Linked DNA regions of Mus musculus: region 2 is linked to region 1. The links are chromatin loops, found by intact Hi-C in ENCODE. Cell type or tissue: heart. All regions are shown on one strand. Region 1 holds the start of Ajap1 (adherens junction associated protein 1). Region 2 has its middle 10 kb from the start of Gm31055.

Region 1 (8,000 bases):
GCTGGCGTCATCACTGTCATGTGATCTGCCTCAGCCAATGAGATGTGAACAAAAGAGCTCTTACTCCTTCCCAGACAGCATTGTGGGCTCTGCAGGTGCTCAATGACAATCAGGTCCTAGCCTAGGTCTTAAATGATGAACACCACATAGAGCAAGGCTGTGTTGACCATTGACACCCACGGCTGTGAGCAGGAACTCAAGCCTGGCTGAGTCCTGCACTCTGGGGTTCTCCTTCTCCTCTTCCTCCTCCTCCTTCTCCTCCTCCTCCTCCTCCTCCATCATCATCTATATCAGTCTGAGATGACCGATGTGGTTTATGAACTGACTCAAGGGAGACATGGGTAGAGCAAACTCAAAGCTGGAGTCTCCTGCTGCTGCCTCTAGCCTGCAGTCGGGAGCCTTGGAGCCTTGCAGCTGCAGCCTGATCTGATCCTCAACCTGTGGCCTGCTTCTTGATGGTCTTGTCTCCATACTTCAGGCTGCATAAACCTGTGGAGTTCGTGTTCTGCTTCCCAGTTAGTGGGGATGCCAAGATGAGAAGCTGGACCCTGTGATGTCTCTTGCCAAGCCTTCTATGCTCTGATCGAGTACAGTCAGGTGTCTTGTTCCTCATGCCCTTGGCTACTGTCCCTTGCCAGCTTAGTGGCCTGGATAAAGCCTGTCTTGAGACCCCAGTGAAGGCCTGCATGCCTTCCAGGTCTCTCTCTAAGGCTCAGAACATTCTGGAAAATTGGGGAGGAAGAGGACTTTCCTTTTATTTCTATCCCCCCCCCCATGGTCTCTCTGTCCTAATTATTTGTGGTGTTACCCCACCCCACCCCTGCTGGCCTGCTGTAGTCTCTTGCTTCCTGTCCATTCCCTCCTGTTTTACACAGATGCCATGGGCACCTGGAAGCTTGGTAGAGTAGACAGAATTGCTCACAGGGCAGAAGACTGAGGAACTCGTGGCAGTGGAGAAAAATAAATCTTCCCCAAGGGGCTGCCCCAGCTCTCCAGACGTGGGTCCCAGCCTGCATCTGCCCATCCTAGGAATCTCTCTCATCTCCCCAGTTTCAGGCTCCTGCCCCTCCCAGCCTTGTGGTGCCAGGGAAATACTCTCCAACTGTGCCACTTTGCAAACAGATGGGTCCTCTTTTCTGTCATTGTTTCCCGTCTAAATAGAGAAGACAAAGCTGCTGCCCAGAGCTCTACAATGAGGGCCATATCCTGCTGGGACAGCACACACAGCCCTCTCTCCTCCTGTGGCAGGACTCAGAGCACTGGGGCACTATCTTCTGCTCAGCACAAGTCAAGGGAGCCCCCTTCCCCATTTCTGCACGGCACACTGTCAGACAGGGTAGTAGAGGCTCTACACTTCCTTTGTTGGCCCAGAGCTGCAAGATGCTGGTCCTGTGAGACATTTTGCTGGTGGGAGTGTCTGTCATCTTAGATCCCACCTCTGACAGGCTAGACCAACTCCTGCCTGAGCTCAGCAGCAAGCAGCCTCAATTGGAGACAGCTCGGGTGACAGGAAACATTCCAAAAGCCCCCAATACTGAAACTCTCTGAGAAGGTCTGAGAAAGCAAGGTGACTTTTGGGGGAGCCAGTACAAGGCTGGGGAGCGGGGGGGGGGGGGGTGAAGACACCTGTGTGAACACTTTACGGAAACTTATAATGATTTTAATCAGCATTTTTTCCTTCCATTTAAAACCCCAAACTTAGCTACTTAATCAAATGTCATGCTTAAGACACATTTACCTCCTCGGGAGAAAAATGAACAATGGCAGCTCAATTTGGCTTTGGATGGGTTTTAAAAATAGTCAAGTCTGGGAAGGCCATTAGGTAAATGGCCTCAGAGAGCTTCAAGGAGGACCTCCCGCGGGCCTGCGGCTCCTTTGTTGAGAAACTGGAAGAGAGAGGGCTGAGCAGAGCAGCCTGTGGTGGTACTTGGCGGCTCCAGGCCAGGATGTCTGCCAGGCAGAGGAGGAGCTGCCAGAAGCTACAAGAAGACCTGCCCTTTGCACAGAGAGTCCCAGTAAGGGGTCCTGTCTGTGCATACAGAGGCTGTCAGGTGTATGCATGTGTGTGGGAGCATGCAAATGTATGTTTGCTCATCTGCATATGCCTCTGTGTGTGCAACTGTGGGCACATGTGTATGTATGTGCATCTGTGTGTCCTCAAGTGTTTGCTTTCATGTATGGACGTGTGTGTGTGTGTGTGTGTGTGTGTATGTCTCGGCGTATTAGGTGGAGTGGCACATACCCTCCTCGACTACTCCCAGCTAGCTCCGAAGGAGAGAAAAATAAATCAGATAGCTGCGTGATATCCTTGAGTTCTAGGGAACAGGTCACACACAGCGAGATGAAAGTTTTATTGTTTTTCCATCTGTAAAATAATGTTTTTTTTTTTTAATCAAGAGATAAAGAAAAACAAAGAAGTAACACAGAAGGGCTTGCCTTGGGGAGGCTTGGACATGAATTACCCTTGGGGAAGTAGAGTTGTGTGCTGAGGTCCCAGCTTCTCAGAGGTTCAACTTCTAACACGTCCTGATGGGGGCCAAGAGTCTCCTCCCCTGCCTAATGGAGAGGCCCTATGTATGTTACTGTTGTTTTATTTTCCTAGAGACTACTGTCTTTTCTTGTTCCCATCCTTGCATGCAGAAAATGTTACTATCCACTGTCTTCTTGGACAAGCCCCTTCCCGTCAGAATAGTATCCATCAGGCCAAGAAACACGAGCAAGAGAATTTGATCTTGGCTTAGTTAACTCTCACCGGAAGTTGAACATTTTTCTCGAGTCATAACTGTGGGTGGCGGGCTGATGGCTAGGTGGTACCTGTGACATCAAACAGAAGCCAGAGGCATTTTGTAGGCAAATGAAGTTGCAAAAGTCCCAGGGTGCATCTGGCTGTCAGTTATAACCAGGATATGTCAGTTACTTATCTAATGTATCAACAAGAACATACAGTTTTAAAAATTATTTTTATTTTATGTGCATTGGTGTTTGGCCTGTATGTGTCTGTGTGAGGGTGTCAGATCCCATGTGGATGCTGAGAATTGAACCCCGGTCATCTGGAAGAACAGGCAGTGCTCTGAACCTCTGAGCCAACTCACCAGCCCCCAAGAGCATACATTATTAAGTCATACATTGACTTCATTAATCTTTTTCTGGGCGTTTGCTGGGGATTGAACCTGGGGCCTTATCCAGGCTAAACACAGGCTCTTCCTCCAGCTGTATCCCAATCCTGTTAGAGTTATCTTTGAGAATACATTTCAGTAACATCTCAGACTGAACGGGATTTGCCACCTTCCCAAAGGGCAGTGGGTCTCCTAAGCCTGTGAAAAGGTCTGTAGAAGAAAGCAGGTCAGAACCCCCACCTCCAGTCACCTGGCTGCCCAGGCTAAGTCTCCCTAAGGACTCTACAGGCTGCTGGAAGGCCCTCTTTTTGCAGCACCCCAGCTTTTCCCGCTAGGTGGCAGCAGTGCAGGCATCTCCTTCCTGGTTGGCAACTGGGTCCAGCTTGCTCCGTCCGCTAGGACTTCCCTGCCTCCTTACTTTGTAAGATCATCTCCCTCCAACCCCCAGGACCAGGGCTCTGCGGGAAGAGGACCCAGAAGTGACCAGGCATTCAAAGCGCTGAGTCACCTGGGTGTCTCTCTGGACGACAGACTGGCACACAGCTAGTCGCAGCTGCACGTGCGCTGGGCCAACTCATTTAGTCCTAATTAAAACCTCCTGAGGGAAAGCACCGGAAACGGGTCTTGTAAGATGAGAAAGCCAAGAGTCGGAGAGGTTGCGTAATAGACATAGGACCCCAAGACAGTAGCACCCCATACCTAACTTCAGTCTCTTGCAACCATGCTACCTTGCTCCCAGATACTTTCTTTAGGGCCTGAGAGGGAAAACAGAACCATGTTGTCCTGTCCAGCCTGGGTGGGGAGAATCTCTGGCTGCCAAAAACCTTGGACTGGAGGCTCAGGGAAAAGGACCTGCCTGGGTGCACAGTGAATCCCAGGAAGACTGGCTCCTCCCCCCCCCCCAGCAACCCTCCCAGGGAGGCCTCACCCTCTCTCTCCTGAGGGGGGCAACTGCTGGGCTGAAGTCACTTGCTTGCAGCACCCTGGCAAGTCCCCAGTTGCCTCTCTTTACCTTCCCGGCTCTGACTCTAAAGTCCAAGCAGGAAGACCGCAGACTGAAGCTCATTTCTAAGGCCCCTGGCTTTGCATTTCTTCCCCACTATGTGTGGAGCTGAGAGCTGGCTTTTGTTCCTACAGTTCCTCAGGGACTAGGCAGCTAAGGCCTCCGTGGGATCCTCTGCCTTTATGTCACTCCTTTCAGTGAAAGGGGACCACAGAAAGCCTGTCTTTCACTAACCGGACATGCAGACACAACTAACCAGGTAGGCACCAGGGAGTGCTGGGTGGGAGAGTGGGCAAGATGTCTGGGAGTGCCAGGTTCAGAACTCCCTGGCTCTGCGAAGACAGCAGATGCCATAAAACCAAGAAGGAGGGGGAACTGCGCTGGAGACTGAATAACCGGGCAGAAGCATGCTCCAACCAAAGGCTGAAACTTCATCTGCCTGGAGAGAGGCCAGGCCCAGGCAGTGGGGAGACTCCCCAGGAGGACCCTCCCCAGCCTCTCGCATCGCCTGCGCCGTGCAGCTCCGCAGGAGGAAACTTTTCGCACAGCCTCAGCTCCCCAGTCCCATGAGAACCTCCTCTCCCCAAATCAGCCCTCTGCGTTCAATGGGCGTACTTAGAACAGGGTCCGAACCTCTTAACTGCTTCGCATGCCATCTGGTTACCGTGGCAACACCATCCGGCGGCGCCGGGCGGTCCAATCGGAGCCTGCGGCCTCTTTCGAGCCTTTCCCAAGGTGGAGACCCGGACGCGGCCAGGGATGGGGAAGGGGTGGGCCCGGTTCTTCTCTCTGGCGCCGCCCAGGCCACTCAGAGCCCAGGTCGCCAGTCCAGCTCCAGCGAGGTGGGCTGGCAAGCTAAGCCGACCGGCCGGGTTGGGGGCTCCGACTCCAGGTTGAGGGGCGGGGAAGGAGGGTGACGTGAGCCGGGCCCGGCGGGCGGAGTTGGGACCCGTTCGCGGAGGCGGGGGCAAGCGCTTCTGGAGGCAGACGCGCAGAGGGAGGCGGCCGAGCGGCGCGGGCGGCTCTGCGGAGGGCGCGGTGGGCGCGGGCGGCGGGGCCCGGGATCCCCGCGCGCCTCCTCCGCGCGGCGGCGCCGCCGCGCGTCCCCACGCCCCGCGCTCCACGCTTCTTCGCCCCGCGCCTCCCCTGCCCGCCTTCTGGCAGTCTCCGGGCCGCGGCTGTCTGCAGAGCGAGCGCTTAGACGGAGCTCTCCAGCAACTTGATCGGTGTCAGAACCTGGGACAGAGGCCCCTCGACCCGGCGGCGCGTGGAGGCGACCCGCGTGGGCCAGAGGGGCGATCTTCTCAACCCCCGGGCAACACCGATCACAGCCTCGCAGCTCCGGCTGCAGGCTAGATCCTCGCACGGCTTGCGGAGCCGCCCGCTTCGCTACTCGTCGCCCCGGAGGACGAAGCCCCGCTCCTCGGACCCTCGCGGCCGGCGACAGACCCGGAGTGCGCCCGCCTCGCTGCCGCCCGCGCCGTGTGGCCTGCGGTGGGGGCCCCGCGCCCCGAGAGCCGGCGGGAGGATGTGCGTCCCCGCGGGCCGGCCCGCCTGAGCCATGCGCCCCCTCGGCGGCGGCGCGCCGGCCGGCATGGAGCCCCGCGCGGCCGCGCTCTGACTCGCTGTGCGCCCCGCGGCCGGCGGGCGGCGGGCGGCGGGTGGCGGCGGCGGCCCGAAGCCGAAGAGCGGCGCCACGGGACCGGAGCGAGCGGGCGCGGGCGCCGCGCAGATGGCTGGGGCAAGCAAGGTCTGAGGCTGGGTTCCCTGAAACGTGACCATGTGGATCCAACAGCTTTTAGGACTCAGGTGAGCGACCCGGCTGGAGGCAGGGTGCATGGGGGGGTGGTGCGTGGGCGCTAGGCTGGGCTGCTGCTCACTGTTGCAAACCGAGGCACGGCTTCTCGCCTCCCCGAGGCGGCCCGCGTGGTGCACCCGAAGCCACGGAGCGCGGCCGCCTGCTGGTCCCTGAGGCCGGACAGAGAGAGGCAGGGAGCGGCCGTTCTCCTACGCTCCGCGAGTCGAGTGGGGTCGAGGTAGGGGCGCTTGCCCCAGTAACCTGGCAGCGGGGCTGGCCGGCGCGCCCGCTGCCCAGGGCGCCAGCAGCGCAGTGTCCTGGCCGGCGGCCCCGGCGCGGCTCCTCTCCGGAGCCCGGCGCGAGTTGCGGGCCATTGGGCGCGGTGGACTCGGGGGCCGGGGCTGACGCTGGATCTGCCAGGGAGAGCCACCGGCCCTCCCAGTTCTCGAGCAGCTTTGCCGTGGAGTTGGAGAAGCCCAGAACCCTACAGCCGCTCCGTCAGCCCTTCTCTCCGTTCCTAGGGCCCCTGGGCCCCTGAACTGAAGTGTAGTAGGAGCACAGCTGCCGACCCAGCTGCTTTGGGGTGACCTCCGGGCAGAAGGTCGCACGCAGCTGGCAGACAGCTGGGTCTGGAGAGCTTTTGGATTCTGGGGAAGCGACAACAGGCAACTGCCTCTAAGCACCTCTCACAGGCACACAGGGCTTGTCTGTGTCCGGGACCTTCCGGGCCAGTAGGAACTCAAGCCCAGTGCGGTTATGGGGCGGACCAGAAAGACCCTTCTCTGCAAACTTTGCCCACCTACCGAGTCGCTCAAGCTTCTCTGGATCCTGCCTTGGGGTCCCCAGAACGCAGTTGCCCCCTTTACAGAGCACAGTGTCTACTACCCTTGCCTTCATGTAAGGGGGTCTCTGGCCAGAGCTGCTGCGCCTGGGTCGGGATTTGGGACCCAGGTTGAACATCACAAATGGAAGCTGAGAAAGGCTGCTTGCGCTTCTAGTGTTTGTCCACTGGGATGCACTGCGCTCCCGTGTTGAGGATACAAGGGGTCGGTGGCTGCTGGAGCAGACTGCCTCAGTCACCCACCCCCACCAGCATGAAGCTGGGGAGAAAGTGGGGCCAAAGGAGGGAGGAACATGCGCGCGACCTGATTTTGAGAAGTCTGAAGGAGACTGGCATGAGAGTGTTTTCTAGCTGTCCTTGATTTGCGAGTGGTTCTGGCGCCCAGGAATACATGCTGGTCAGCATCATCTAGGGAAGACTGTCACGTCATTACTGGCATCCCCTTTCCTGGTGGCTGGGTTTGTTTGCGCTGTGGACTTTAAGAGGTTAATAATCGGGCCGATCTGCGATCTGCTCTGTGTGGGGCACCGGCTGGGCCTGAATCTTTCAGTGGGCTGTGCTAAGATTTAGGTTCCCGCAATTCTGGGGTGTGGACCAAACTAACCAAGGACATCTTTTCTGACATGAGCCTGATCTAGATGCCCTGTCTGTCTGTCTGTCTGTCTGTCTGTCTGTCTCCCCTTCTGCTTCCGACTGTCCCAGGGCTCAGCTAGATCCCAAGGCTTCCAGAGCAACCCAGTGGGATTCCTTCCCTGCCCAGAGGCAGCTTGAGCTCCTAGATGCAGCAGTCTGGCACTTGCTTGCCAGTGGCAACTTACCTGCACAAGTTGTTAGGTTGAAAGGGCAGTGCATTTTGATAATAGGGAGAGAACAAATGCCAGGCAGAGAAACCTCCTTTGGGGCTCAAAATTCACAGTTACCACAGAACAAGAATAACTGTGCAGGGACATGGCCAGACTTCCAGACATGGCTCTGTTACTGATTTTGAAGTTTGGCCTTTTAGGATCCCTCCCTGCCAGATGCTAGTGTGCGTGATCTTCTACACATATACCCCAGAGGAAGGGCGGCTACTCTCTGCAGTTCTAATAGGAAAGCTAGCCCTGTGTTTGTATCAGAGGATCGAGACGGCTTTGTTTCCTCTGGACGGGGCACACGGAGCCCAAGCCTAGGAGTTACACTTCTCCCTTGTAGCTCTTCATCCTTGCTTGCTAACTGCTCCCCACTGCACTATGGATGAGCACT
Region 2 (8,000 bases), 310 kb after region 1:
TGTCACGGTGTCAAGACTGGATATTCCTGATGGAAAAAGGGCCCTCACAAGAGTGATTTAGTTGAGCGAGGTCCAGGTCATTGGGTAGGACCTACCTAATCCTAAGTGGCAGAGTCTCTACAAGGAAGGGACTAGAGCAGCTGGGGATGGGGATGGGGGATGGGGGATAGGAAGTGGGGGATGGGAGTGGGAGATAGGGGTGGGAAGTGGGGGATGGGAGTGGGGGATGGGGGTAGGAAGTGGGGGATGGGAGTGAGAGATAAGGGTGGAAAGTGGGAGATGGGAGAGGAGGATAGAGGTGGGAAGTGGGGGATGGGAGTGGAGGATGGAGGTGGGAAGTGGAGGTGGGGGTAGGAAGTGGTGGATTGGAGTGGGGGATGGGAGTGGGGGAGAGGGTTGGAAGAAGTACCTCAAGTTGGAGGCAGCCTCTGAAGGATCAGCTCTGTGAACATTGTACTGTGGTGTCTGGCTTTCCCAGTATGACCCTGTCAGGGCAGGGATACACAGTGCTCTCCTGTGTCAGAAAAAAAAAAAAAAAAGAAGTGTTTGTCAGTCACAGGACTCAACAAAGATGCTGGGAGAGCAAAAAAGGGCAATAAAGGCCTGAAGTCTAGGAAGTGTATTTTCACTGCCATATAAGCCCCTGGCACTGTGTCCTGTGCTGTCCCAGCCTCCCCAGCTACTGAGGGAGGCTGTCACCCCAGCATCGAAGATTTACTCACTTGATGGTGACAAGAGGATTCTTGGTTTGTCCCTGGCTAGATCTCATGGGATCCCAGGGCTATCCCAGGAGGAGGTGTGTTTCCAGGATGCTGAGTCATTGGTCCAAGGCCGTCTCAAACATGTACCCTCGACTGCTGAGCTATATGCTAAGCACTAGGTCTCTCTGGGACCTTTGTCCTGTGCCTTCCTCTTTTCCCAGTGTCTGCCCCCATATACCTTGTTCAGGAAGAAGAGAGGGACGGATTCTGCAAAAGTGTGCTCATCAACTGCTTCCCCAGGATCTGCTGGCCCTAGATACTGGGGCATCAGAGCCTGTAGAGTCGAGTAGACATCCCAGAGACAGAGAGCCAAGAAATCACACAAAGCCCATGGGACTTGGAGAAGCAGAGCCTCCAGGAACCAGACTTGGATCTTCAAAAATGACCAATGGTCCTGAGTTCAAAGTCCTAGAGACAGAAACCTGGGAGGATGCATGGATGCAGGGCTGGGAGTCCCTGCCACGCTGGACCTTCCCGGTTGTTGTGGTGGGCTAGCAGCTAGGTTCTAGGTTAGGTCACAGGAGGAAAATGAAAGCAGGCTGGGGGCAGGGGTGGCATGGGTGCCTCCTGACTCTGCACTTGTCCATAAGGAGGCTCATAGCTTCCCCTCCCGCCACCAAGGATGCACAAGTCCAGCATCAGCATCACGCTGCCTCTTCGTCACCTAGAGTCCAAAGAGTCCCAGCTACATTGGTAACGTTTATCGAGATTGGCCTGCAGGTCTGGACACCTGCCACTTCCAAACCACTTCACAGCTTTACAAGGTGAGCACAGATGGTCCTCTGCGGAGGACAGCCTGCTGTATGACTTTCCAACCTCACAGGGACATGGGGATGCTTTCTCTTCCACAAGATATTCAACACTCCATTGTAAAGCAGGCTTCCTAGTTGACAGCTACGCCCAGCTTTGACGGATGTCAGAGCTCTCCAATCAGGTTAGGCTGGGCGGAGCTGTAGGGGGCCTCTATGGAGGGGCACACACACACACACACACACATTAATGAGATTTTCACGAAGGATGAGGAGGCCATTATTAAGACAAGCCTCTGTCCTTAGTGGAGGGGTATCCACATAGTTGCTGTACCCAGCATAAAAATGAGAAAATTGAGATCTGAGGGTGAGGGAATTTGCCCAGGGATTCACAGCCATCCTTGGGGCATAACAACCTGAAACGATACTGTCACATTGGGCTGAAAATCTTCGATCCAGTTTCTGATGGGGTCCTGCAGGGCATCCAGGACAGGAAGACATGCACAGTGGGGACCTCACCTCAACACTCAGATGAACACAGGGATGCTTGTTTATAATTCCATACCAGTCCTGAGCCAAGTCATCAAAGATGAGGGAAAACATATTTCAATCAAAAGGACACACTGGGCTGGCAAGCAGACTCGGGCAGTGGAGGTCCTGCAGCTAACCCTGAAGACCTGGGTTTCATGTCCAGAAAAGGAAATCAACACAGTGGATGTAGAGGAAACACAATAATCTGAATACCACACATGTACCATTGCACACACACTTGCACACACACATGTGCACACACACACATCTGGACACACACCCACACACCCACACACACATACACCCCTGCACATACCTATATACACACACACACCACACATACCTGCACATACCTACACACACAAACATAAACAAACAAACAAACAAACAAACAAACAAACAGATGTAAAGAATTAGGACTTCAGGGCTGAAGAGATGGCTCAGAGGTTAAGAGAACTGACTGACTGCTCTTCTGAAGGTCCTGAGTTCAAATCCCAGCAACCACATGGTGGCTCACAGCCATCCAAAATGAGATCTGGCGCCCTCTTCTAGTGTGTCTGAAGACAGCTACAGTGTACTTACATATTTACAATATTAAATAAATCTTTGGGCCTGAGTGAGCGGGGCCCGGAGCAAGCAGGACTGGAGGGAGCAGAAGTCCTGAAATCAATTCCCAGCAACCACATGATGGCTCACAACCATCTCTACAGCTACAGTGTACTCATATACATTAAATAAATAAATAAATCTTTAAAAAATGGGACTTCAAATAATCCTTGAGTGTTTAAAAAATAAAATAAGATGGCACATTGAACCTCTATTATGTACCATTGAGTAGGATATTTTCAGGGGCAAATGAAAGTATAAATTAAAAAAAAAAAACCTTCATTTTTGTTTGTTTGTTTGTTTGTTTAAAGAAATCTACGTTTTATGGCTACCTCGTCGTGTATGATTTAAAAGAGAGGGAGGACAATGCCCAGGTTTTCCACGCCCTACCCCAGGCTGAAGAGGTTGGGAAGCTGAGAGCTTGCTGAGTTTGGGCGGTGGACTCCTGAGGGCCCCTGGCATGCAGGAGGCTCCCCCATGGCTATCAGTCACGGCTCTAGAGAGTAGGCTCATGAGGGACCACAGCAGACAGGCCGGCCACTCCCGGGACGGAAGCTTCTGTGTTCTGCTTTGAAGCTACAGCAACTGAGGGTTGGTGTTTCTCAGCTGACCTTGGACTCTGGCTGGGGAGTCTCCCTCAGAGTCAGTGGAGCTAAAGAATGTGGGCGTGGAGAGCGAGGGCTGAGCCTGGGCTGCGGGAACGGGATACTCCTGGATGGAGGATCTCACTGGCTCTCCAGAGCAGCAGAGCGCCTCCTGGTGGTCAGGGCAGCAGCCTGCGTCAAAGCCAAGGCATCACTCAGGGTTCACATAGAGTGGCCTCCGGGGACAGGTATCAACTGCTCTAAGTTGTTATCCTTTCTTCCCGCTGATGTGATTGGAGACTGGTTAGGATGCGTTAGAAGGGCAGTGTCCCGGAACACAAGAACCTGTCTGGGTGTCTCTGAGAGACTTAAGAACGAGGTGCTTCTCGTATGGGTATTAATCCTCATCTTTTGCTTACAGCAGCGAAGTCAATATCTAAACGCATCAATAAGGACGCCAAAGGCACATTGATAACTTTCTTTCTCCATCTTTGGAAGTCGCGAGACTCTCCCGAGCACTTATAAAATTGCGTGTCACTTTCCTAAGCTTAAAATGATTTGGAGCAGAAACCCGTTGCCTCGTTTGTCTCCCCAGCCAGTCAATAAATCTGACAGACGTCCCTGAGTTATAGCTGGAGTGTTGGATCTTCAGAGTACAAGCTGCTTGCTACGTTCCTAAGAAGGAACACATGTGTCTCCCGGAAGGCCAGGGTAGGAGAGCTTCTCTTGTGGGATCGTGGTCACGTGTGAGCCTCATTCTCTCTGTCATAAAGTTCGATGATGAGGTTGTAAAAGAAGTGGGTGGAGAACGCTTTTTGCAAGAGCCAACAGCCAGCGAGAGGAAGCGCTTGAGAGCTGGGAGTCGCTCCCCGAGGAGGAGTGTGGAATTGATGAAGACACTTGAAGATGCTGGGGGCAGGTAATTGCTAAACAAGTCCGTTCCCATAACCAGCGTTGGCGCTGGGGAGAAAAGGGAAGCTGCATGACCTCAAGTAGCCTACCCAAGAGGCCTGAGTGCTTTGGAGACCGTCTTCCTTCTCAAGCTTGTGAGTGTACTCTGGGGATCAAAGTGAAGCGTCTATGTAAGCCTTCCCGGTGCAAAATCCTGGCTGGAGTGTATTCAGGGCACTGAATGAATGGCTGCTGCTGGAATCTGGTGTTCTGTGCTGACATCCCAGGACAGGTTGGGGTGTGAATAAGACACAGGATGATGGAGGCTGTGTTAGGAGCTTTGCATTGTTGTGACAAAATGCCTGAGGCTGTCAGCTTCTAGGAGGAAGGGATACCTGGACTCACGGTTTCATAGACCTCACTCTGTTGCTTGGATCTGACGTTTTGGGAGCCAGAGCGTCCTGGCCAGAGCATGTGCAGAGGATTGTGGAGACTGAGAGGCCAAGCTAGAGACAGGAAAAATTGGAGCCCAAATTTTCCTTCAAGGGCAGACTCCTAGTGACCTTCCTTCCTTCCTTCCTTCCTTCCTTCCTTCCTTCCTTCCTTCCTTTCTTTCTTTCTTTCTTTCTTTCTTTCTTTCTTTCTTTCTTTCTTTCTTTCTTTCTTTCTTTCTTTCTTTCTTCCCAACACCCCTAAAATGTCACCCCTGCTGGACAGTGAACAGGCTGGTGACAGAACCATCAACACAGGACATTGTAGGGACATTTAATATGCAAGTTAGAGCAGAGACATAGGACATCTGCTGGAGGGTGAGCTTGAAGTAGATCTAGAAAGGAGTATTCTGGAAATGCTTCGTCTGAAGGCACATAAGGATCGCTCCAGCAACACTTGGTGCTAGCAAAAAAATAAAAAATATGTTGGATGACCATCCATGGAGAATGCATGTATAGTGAGGTGACCACACTGTGGATAACTATGCAGCCATAGAAAAGGATGAACCACAGACACAGATCTACATGGGACAAAAGTAAAAGGCTTGGAAGGCAGAGGCAGAGGCAGAGGCAGAGGCAGAGGCAGAGGCAGAGGCAGAGGCAGAGGCAGAGGCAGAGGCAGAGGCAGAGGCAGAGGCAGAGGCAGAGGCAGAGGCAGAGGCAGAGGCAGAGGGAAGCTGCGACTGCAGGAAACATGGCTGTGCTGGTAAGCTTTAACCGTGAGCGTGACACAGTCTAGGATGGCCTGGGAAGAGAGTCTCAGTGAGGGATTATTTACATCAGGTTAGTCTGTGGGTACATCAACGTGGTGTGGCTAATTGCCAGGAGGAATGTGGTTACCTTAATTAAGTTAATTTGTGTGGGAAGACCCAGTCCACCACGGGTAGAACCATTCCCTAGGCAGAGGCGTCTGAACTGTATGACTGGAGACATAGAGCTGAGCAGAAGCAACCATGCATACCTGTATTCATTTATCTCTGTTCTGGGCTGTGGAAGTTATGCAACCAGCTGTCTGGGGCCTTCATTGCTATGAGTTTCCTGTATTGGTAGATTCTAACCTGGAATTGTGAGCTGAGATAAATTCCCTTCTCCTCGAAGTTTCTTTTTGTCAGGGTGTTTTATCACAGCAACAGAGAATGAGCTGTAATGGTGGCTTTGACTCTGAGAAAACAGAGAGAAACATGATGGCTTATTGTGGTGGCCCTGGAGAGGTGGTGACAGCTGGGGAGGCCATACAGACGGTTTCTTAGGCTTCCAGACATACTGAGATTGTTTGTATATCATCAGCCCAGGGAGTGGCACTATCAGGCAGTGTGGCCCTGTTGGAATAGGTTTGCCACTGTGGGTGTGGGCTTTAAGACCCTCGCCTTAGCTACCTAGAAGCCAGTATTCTGCTAGCAGCTTTCAGATGAAGATGTAGAACTCTCAGCTCCTCCTGTGCCATGCCTGCCTGGATGCTGCCATGTTCCTGCCTTGATGATAATGGAGTGAACCTCTGAACTTGTAAGCCAGCCCCAATTAAATGTTGTTTTGTTTTCTTTTTTAAAATAAGAGTTGCTTTGGTCATGGTATCTGTTCACAGCAGTAAAACCCTAACTGAGACACACATTTAGTAGTACTTTGAAGCAGAGTGAGGCAGAGCAAGTTCAGGGCAGTCATTCATGTGTGTGGGAGCTGAGGAAGGAGTGTGTCCAGCTAAGGGCACCTGTGGATGGTCACACCTTGGTATCCAGGAGCCACTGTTAATATTATTGCCATATCATGCTTGCTGAATGCAATCGCCATGATATGGGATAGTTCACAATTAAAAATGGCAGCAACTGCGATGGATGTAAACCACTACCTACTGGTGCTAGCAGTAAGAAGAACTTGGAAACAGGACTGTGTGAATTTGTTGGACCTCAGACCAAGGAGCCAAACATTAGAAAACTCGTTACAGTTGACAATGAATATTAAAAATCCATTTGCAGTTTCAAATGAGAAAACAAACAACAGCAGACTGTGAAGCCTAGAAAGGAAGCCGGCGTGTGTGGCTCCCTGGGTAGCAAGCAGGTGTTTACTCCCACACTGAGGGAACCGCAGGATGCTGTAGGAGCTGAGGGAAATCCTAGTGAACACAGCCGTTGCCTGCTGTGTGGGGCGTGGGCATACATGTGTGCGGGTGTGTTTGTGCGCAGCATGTGTGGAGTGGTATGGTAGTTTGTATATGTAGTTTATGTATGGTAACATGTGAGTATGTGTGTGTGTATATGTATGTATGTATGTTTGTATGTATGTTTGTATGTATGTATGTATGTATGTATGTATGTATGTATGTATGTGTGAATATGAAGGCCAGAGGTGAGTCTTGGGTGTGGCTACTCAGGAGTCACCCACCTTATTTTGTAAGGCAGGATCTCTCACAGTGACCTAGATTTCAGGTCCCGTCAGGCAACATTGTCTGGCCATAGAACCCTACGGATTTGCTTGTTTCTACCTAACGGGTGCTGGGATTGCACGTGTGTATTGCCACACCTAGATTCTCCCTCGGGTTCTGGAGACTGAATTCAGAGCCTCACATATGCAGCAAGTGCTTTGCTGACCGAGTTATCTCCCTGGGTCCAGCACCTTGTAAGGTAAGGGGAAGTGGAGTTGCCCGTGTCCACCACCCTGCTTAACAGAGCATTGCATCTGTAGGGCTTTCTAGCCATAGACACATGTCACTCACAGTTCCCACGCCTGGAGATCTGAGGTCAAGGGGCCATCGGGCCAGCAGACAGGGTGCCAGGCAAGGGGCCATTCCTCCTAGAGGCCTCCTGACAACTACACCTTTATGTAATGGAAGGGACTGTGAATAGAAGGCACCAACTTCATTCTTGTAGCTACCAAAGGTCTCTCAGACTCTCACCCAAAGACTCCTCATGCTGAGGGCTGGGTCTAACATATGGGTCTCAGAGACTAACACGTTCAGGGCCTTGCCAAGGTCTCACTTGCTAACATCCCAATTCTTCAGTACTTATCTGAAAGCCAACATAAAGGTCCTGAAGACTAGAAGAGTGTCTCATGGGTGAGATGGACCCTGTGGACTGACCCCCGTTTCTGCACTTAGAACCTCTACACTGTAAAGCGCAAACAGGGTGGGACAGTGCAGAGCCTGAAATCCCTGCATCTCTTGAGATTGCTTTTGGAGATGCCCCCCGGCTCTTGTATGTTGTGAGCAAGTAGATGACAGTCTCTTCAGATCCCAGACCCCCTCTGGACTGAAGAAGGGGGTGTCTATAAATATAATTTGATAAAAGCTGTCAACTTTTAATCAAAACAGGTGTTGCAGCTCTGCAGGGCCTTCGTTTCTGCGTCCCTGGGACTCGTTCCAACTTCATAATGTTGTCAACTCCAAAATGAATTACC

Evidence for each region. A loop is a pair of places that touch in the nucleus more often than their neighbours do. Peaks named below come from ENCODE experiments on the same cell type or tissue, not always from the same donor. Only the 100,000 strongest peaks of a DNase experiment are listed, where the experiment ranks them.
Region 2: it touches region 1 in a loop (13-fold over the local background); 16 of 42 quality-filtered maps call a loop at or near these places.

What each region holds. Positions count from the first base shown.
Region 1 is chr4:153,480,057-153,488,056 of GRCm38, reverse strand. Ajap1 (adherens junction associated protein 1) reads left to right here and starts at 5,227. Exons shown (of 6, transcript NM_001099299.1): 1 at 5,227-5,928. The coding sequence starts at 5,900. In heart, CTCF peaks have their summits at 3,452 (motif pointing right) and 6,922; no DNase peak of the experiment used is centred here; H3K4me3 peaks cover 2,494 bases; H3K27ac peaks cover 207 bases; H3K27me3 peaks cover 7,870 bases.
Region 2 is chr4:153,171,216-153,179,215 of GRCm38, reverse strand. No RefSeq gene overlaps it. Among named protein-coding and RNA genes, the nearest start is that of Gm31055, 10 kb to the right of the region's middle. In heart, a CTCF peak has its summit at 3,405 (motif pointing left); no DNase peak of the experiment used is centred here; H3K27ac peaks cover 200 bases.